Regions from separate parts of the Homo sapiens genome. Here region 1 is linked to region 2. A link is an interaction called in ENCODE POLR2A ChIA-PET data of the cell type or tissue named here. Cell type or tissue: OCI-LY7. All regions are shown on one strand. Links, peaks and the distances in the headings refer to the core of each region. The heading gives the core; the rest is flanking DNA.

Region 1 (2,928 bases), core at 119-2,618, 130 kb before region 2:
AAAATTAGCCAGGCATAGTGGTGCACGCCTGTGGTCCAAGCTACTCGGGAAGCAGAGGTGGGAGGATTGCTTTAGTACCGGGAGGCAGAGGTTACAGTGAGCTGAGATAGTGCCACCGCACTCCAGCCTGGGTGACAGAGTGAGACAACTTAAAAACAAGAAAAAGAGAACCAGAGAGAAGAAAGAAAAGAAAGAAAGAAAGAAAGAAAGAAAGAAAGAAAGAAAGAAAGAAAGAAAGAAAGAAAGAAAGAAAGGAAGAAAGGAAGGAAGGAAGGAAGGAAAGAAAAGAAAAGAGAGGGGGAGGGGGAGGGGGAGGGGAGAGGAGGGGAGGAAAGACCTTGGTTTAAATGTGTTCCAATGCTGACTCTACCATTTACTAGGCATATAATCTTGGGTAAGTTGCCTAACTTCTCCAGGCCTCGGGTTTTCTAATTGGGGAAACAACAGTTCCTACTTCACAATGTTGTTATGAGAATTCAATAGTAAAACATGGGAAATGGTCAGCATCCTGAATGTTTAAAAATGTTAGCCATTGCTATCGTCCATAAAAATCCATCCTGAATCAGCTTTAGTTTCATGTAAACTGCATGTAAAAATAGAAAAGACACCTTTTCTCTGACTCAAAATGTAGAGTACAATAAATGGAATGACAACCATTAAAACAGTCTTCTTTGCTGATGGGGCTACAGTAGGCAAGCCATTCTCATCAAAGACAGATGTGGCACTTTGGGACCCGGTCCTTTTCTGTGACAATGCCCCTCTGGACTCCTGAATTTGGCTCACCCCACTCTCCAACAAGGCAAGTTACTACTAGGTTTCTCTGTTTAAAATATCTATATTTAAGAAAACTGAAGCATATGTCCCCACAAAGGCTTATACATAAAATGTTCATAGCAGCTTTTTTCATAGTAGTCAAAAATTGAGAACAACTAAGTGTTCACTAACAGTGTATAGATAAGGAAATTATAGTGTATTCATAAAATGAAATACTGCTGTGATAAAAAAGAGTGGTACATGCAACAACACGGAAGAATCTCAAAAACTGTTGAAAGAAAACAGACACGAAAGAGCACACTTTGTATGATTCTATTTATTTGGAATCCTAAAAAAGGCAAACTAATCTACAGTCACAGAAAGGAGATCAGTGGTTGCCTAGGGCCAGGGGTTAAGGGTAGATAGATGTTGACTGGGACACTATGTAGGAGGGAATTTGGGAGGATGACAGAAATGCCTTATATCCTGATTGTGACTGCAGTAGTTACAGGAGTGTATATATTTTTCAAACTCATTAAACTGTTTGCTTAAAATGGGTACATCATATCACATGTAAATTATACTTCAATAAAACTGATTTTTATGAAAGCAATGAAAAAAATCTAGCCTACATATGACCACAGTGTGTGTGTGTGTATATATATGTATGTGTATATATATGTGTATATATATGAACAATTTTTTTCTATGTAGGTCTATACATACATTATATAATATATAATCACTAATTTTATAGAACATTTATTATGTTTCAGGGACTACTCAGAATAGTGCTTTACATTTAATGCTCACAACACCCCTTGAAATAGGTACTTTTATAATCCCCATTTTATGGGTGAAGAAAACAAGGCATTGAAAAGTGAACTTTCCTAAGATCGCAAACCTGGTAAGTGGCAAAATTGTGATTCAAACCCAAAAAGACTGGATCCAGAGCCCATGATTTTAACCACCATGTTATAATGTCTTCATACACACACACACACACACACACACACACACACGTACACATGCACTAAGTATCTGGAAGGAAATACCTGACAACGTTAATAATGTTTATTTCTGAATGATAGAATCTCTCTAGAGGTTTTAATCCTTTACAATTTCCTAATTTTTACGCAATGATTGGGTATTTCTTAGGTTATTTGAAAACAATAATAAACTAGTGTATATGGATCTTATCCACTTCAGTAATACTAGTTTTACTAATACAGTAGCTGTATAATGATTTTAGCAGCAGATTTTTTTTCAAAGTCTTATATGATACATATATAATACAAAATAAAGACTATTTGATTAGCATTTTATTAGTATACATTATGTTCAAATTTATATTTATGTTTTAGTGAGCTCAGAAAATTCTAAATTATAAGTTAGGTCTGATAGTTTATATTCCATATAAACTTCAGGATCCAATTTATCAAAAATAATCTTGATGTACACAGATAAGTGTCTGCAAGTGGTAATAGTTTTTCTTCACCAGTTTACTTCACAATCTTAAGCTACTCTTCTATTAAAATGGCTTAGAAACTTAAAAGATGGATAACAGAAAATGATTTAAAGGTTGACTTTAAAGAAATGAAAAATTATTTTAAATACTGAGTCATAAAATCACCAAGAATTTAGCAAATTAGTATGAATGAATGAATATCTTACTGTTTACATTCCTTATCACAAATATAAAAAACAGAAACAAAGCATCTCAATTATAAACTGAAATTACAATAATAATATTACCGCCACTGCTAAATATTCATTAGTTTTAATAACTTTACTGAATCTCATGCTTTTTTTTTTTTTTTTGAGACAATGTCTCACTCTGTCACCCAGGCTGGAGTACAGTGGTGCGATCTCAACTCAGTGCAACCTCTACCTCTCGAGTTCAAGCAGTTCTCATGCCTCAGCCTCTAAGTAGCTGGGACTGCAGGTGCACACCATTATGCCTGGCTAATTTTTGTATTTCTAGTAGAGACAGGGTTTCGCCATGTTGGCCAGGCCAGTCTCAAACTCCTGGCCTCAAGTGACCAGCCCATCTCAGCGTCCCAAAGTACTGAGATTACAGGCGTGAGCCACTGCACCCAGCTACCAAATATCATTCTAAGATAAACTGTCAAGAGAACATACACTGAGCAGCGGGATTTAATCTTGCCTAGAATT
Region 2 (2,928 bases), core at 118-2,617:
CTCCAGAAAGATTCTATTTCCTGTTCTCTTTGCTGACAAAGATGGATAGATTAAAATACAACAACAATCTCCACCTTTATTTGAGTAATATTAAAGGAGCTTCACAATTCAAACAATTATTGGTTTATCTGGGATTTATTGGGGGGAATATATGTGTTCAAATGCACAACCTACCTTATCACATTAATGAAGAGTATCTTACACAGCACTTGTCACTAAAAAAAGAAAATAGCCCTGTGGCAGAAGCATTCTAGCTCAACACCCAAGTAAATCTAGCTTGCTTCTGAACCCTAACAAGGAGAGGAACAAAAAGAGTACAAGCAAGAACCATTGGAAGGGAAGTCAACAAAAAATTTAAAAATAAAAATTGATGAACAAATTACAAAAGCCATGACCACAGGACAAGATTAGCTTCCTGAGCAGGCAAGAGTACCAATGACTATTTCAACATAGTGAAGCATCCAGTCATACCTTTTTATTAATTTTGCATATCAACAACTGTTTGAAATATCAAAGAAATAAAATGCGACTTCTAAACACCTGTCAGTTGCCAAACCAACTATATTAACTAATGTACATTTTGTGCACAAAGTCCAGAACTAGTCCAATGGATTTCAATGTCACCAATATTTTGGTAAAAGCAGATCAAGGCAGATTGGTGGCCCAAATCAACTCAAATTGAGCTAACTACATTGTAAGTCACTAGCATTTTATTGGGAATGCGAGGTTGCTTAGGATTTAGTGCTTAGTCCAGGTGTTAAGTGGGGGTCATCCATGATTGCTAGCTCCTCTCCTTGACATCTGAGGTTGAAAGTTAACACATTAAAAAGGGGCACCGATCTTTGGGGATTTCTGAGAATTAACAGCTCAATGATCAACACTCCCACCTCTTCCAAAGCTAACTGATGGACTAGGGAAGGAATTATTATAACTTATTTTGTCAAACATTAATAGGCATCAAAAGAGGCAATGCTGGCAAAAGCCTGTGGTACATAACACATGAACACACACATATCCTGCTCCATGTACAGAAACCGTTTCGAGTGCCACAGCCACAAGACACAGCATGGATTGTTACAGAACAAGTGCAATCCTACTATTATGTGTTGGAATTTAATAGCAAGGGGACACACACACACATACACTAAGTAGCCTGAAATTTCATGTTGAACCAAAACTATGAAAAGCAAGCAGTTTGTTTTCTTGATATGGTTGTCCTTCTTAAACATCTAAAATTGTCATAGTCATTAGCAAGTAAGCGTTTAAAACACTAAGTAAAGGGAAAACCTTGTAATAAATATAATTTCTGGGCTTTGAGATCTTGGACCATGACAGCATTCAATATTTTGTTTGAAAATCTTAGCTGGAAGCATAAAAATATTGGTTGCTTTAACCATAACCTTAAGTTTTTGCCTACTTTATGTTTTAAGACTCAGTGTGATAAGGTGTGAGTTTGGAGAAAAGATTCTGTTCATACGGAAATGGTAATTTTGCATAACTGACTGCTACCTTAACATAGCGTGGGAAGAGCCAAAATCTTTGCCATCTGAGCTTTCAACTCAGAAACTTGACTGTAGCTAAAAAGAGCTACACCATCAAATCTACTCTTTAGTTCTCATATAATTCAAGGAGAGTCCACGGTAAGGAGTCACTAATAGGAAATGATGCTATGAGCTAGTATTTCCCCTTAGGAAGTCTGGCAAAAAGAAACAAATTAAGAATCTCTCTCTAACCTCCAAGCAAAGCCTGTAGGTCAAAGGTGACACTATCTGAGCTGCAAGTTTAGAACAGTATGGTTAACTCTATTGTGTTATTTGTTTAATGTGTGATTTTGATGTCAGCAATCAAAGTACTATTTGGTTCAGCTTCCAAGGATGTCTTTCTAAAGTGCTGACATAATCATTTTAGCCTCCACTTGGAAACTTCTGAGAGCTCCCAGTTTTCAGAAGTCAGTTCAAAACCTTTTCCTATAGTTTTCAGGACCCTTAGCAAATGGACTGAATCCAACTCTCTGGCATCATCACCCACTACTTGCTAACAACCCACAGTCTTTCACAACCATGCCATTTTAATACAAACAACTTGATTAATGCTGCTCCTCTGAGTGGCTGTCCCTCCTATCTCTACTCTTTCTCTGCCTAGAAAACTTCCATTGATCTGTCAGAGCCCAATGCCAGTAGAATTAAATTATTTATCCTCAGTGATGCCATAACACTTTATTCATCTTACTGGAGGTCATTTAGCACACTGTATTATAGTTAGTTCTATCTTGATAAAATGGGAGTGCCTTGAAAAATGAAGGACCTATTTTACTTATCTTTGGCTAATGGTAGATATTCAATAAAATGCTTACTGCACTGAAAAGAGATTAACTAGAGTAGATTTTAATAGCTTGGGTTCTGAGAGTAGTACTAAGTTCAACCCCTGTTCCTCTCCTAATCAGCTGCTTCTTAAAGTGTCTGCACTTCAGGCTTATAATTTGTAAAAACAGAGCTAAAAATATCAATTTTATAGGGTTGCTGTGAAAATTGAATGATGGATATAAAGCTGCTTAGCACAATATCTTGTAAACAATAAGCTGTAAGTAAAAGTTAGCTATTACTATCATCATTATTATTTCTGGACTGTATTCATTTAAAGGATTCATTAATTTTAATTGAGTAAACAATCAGTATGTATTACCAACATGGAAAAAGAAAAATTTCCATGAGCCCCCAAACATAATATCATATCTCCTAGCTGTTTTCCTCTCTGTCTCCTCCTAATCTAGGATATTTATTTCCCAGAATTGTGCCAAACACTGCTTCCCTCCCAGGTCCGTGAGAGAGGTGGAGGACAGAAGTTCTGGACCATTGTGACAGGGTAAGCATGTCGTTAGTGCACTCTATCTGACCAAACACAAGTTGTGTGTGAAACACATCACTATGG

What was found. ChIA-PET counts read pairs that join two places held together with the same protein. Peaks named below come from ENCODE experiments on the same cell type or tissue, not always from the same donor. Only the 100,000 strongest peaks of a DNase experiment are listed, where the experiment ranks them.
Region 1: POLR2A ChIA-PET joins it to region 2 with 14 read pairs; 3 of 35 experiments call an interaction of 5 or more read pairs at or near these places.

Annotation. Positions count from the first base shown.
Region 1 is chr5:143,255,615-143,258,542 of GRCh38, reverse strand. No RefSeq gene overlaps it. Among named protein-coding and RNA genes, the nearest start is that of ARHGAP26-IT1, 65 kb to the right of the region's middle. In OCI-LY7, for the core only: no CTCF peak of the experiment used is centred there; no DNase peak of the experiment used is centred there.
Region 2 is chr5:143,125,415-143,128,342 of GRCh38, reverse strand. All of the region lies in intron 18 of ARHGAP26 (Rho GTPase activating protein 26), which reads right to left. LOC124901098 (a long non-coding RNA gene) reads left to right here and starts at 2,771. Exons shown (of 2, transcript XR_007058980.1): 1 at 2,771-2,928. In OCI-LY7, for the core only: no CTCF peak of the experiment used is centred there; no DNase peak of the experiment used is centred there.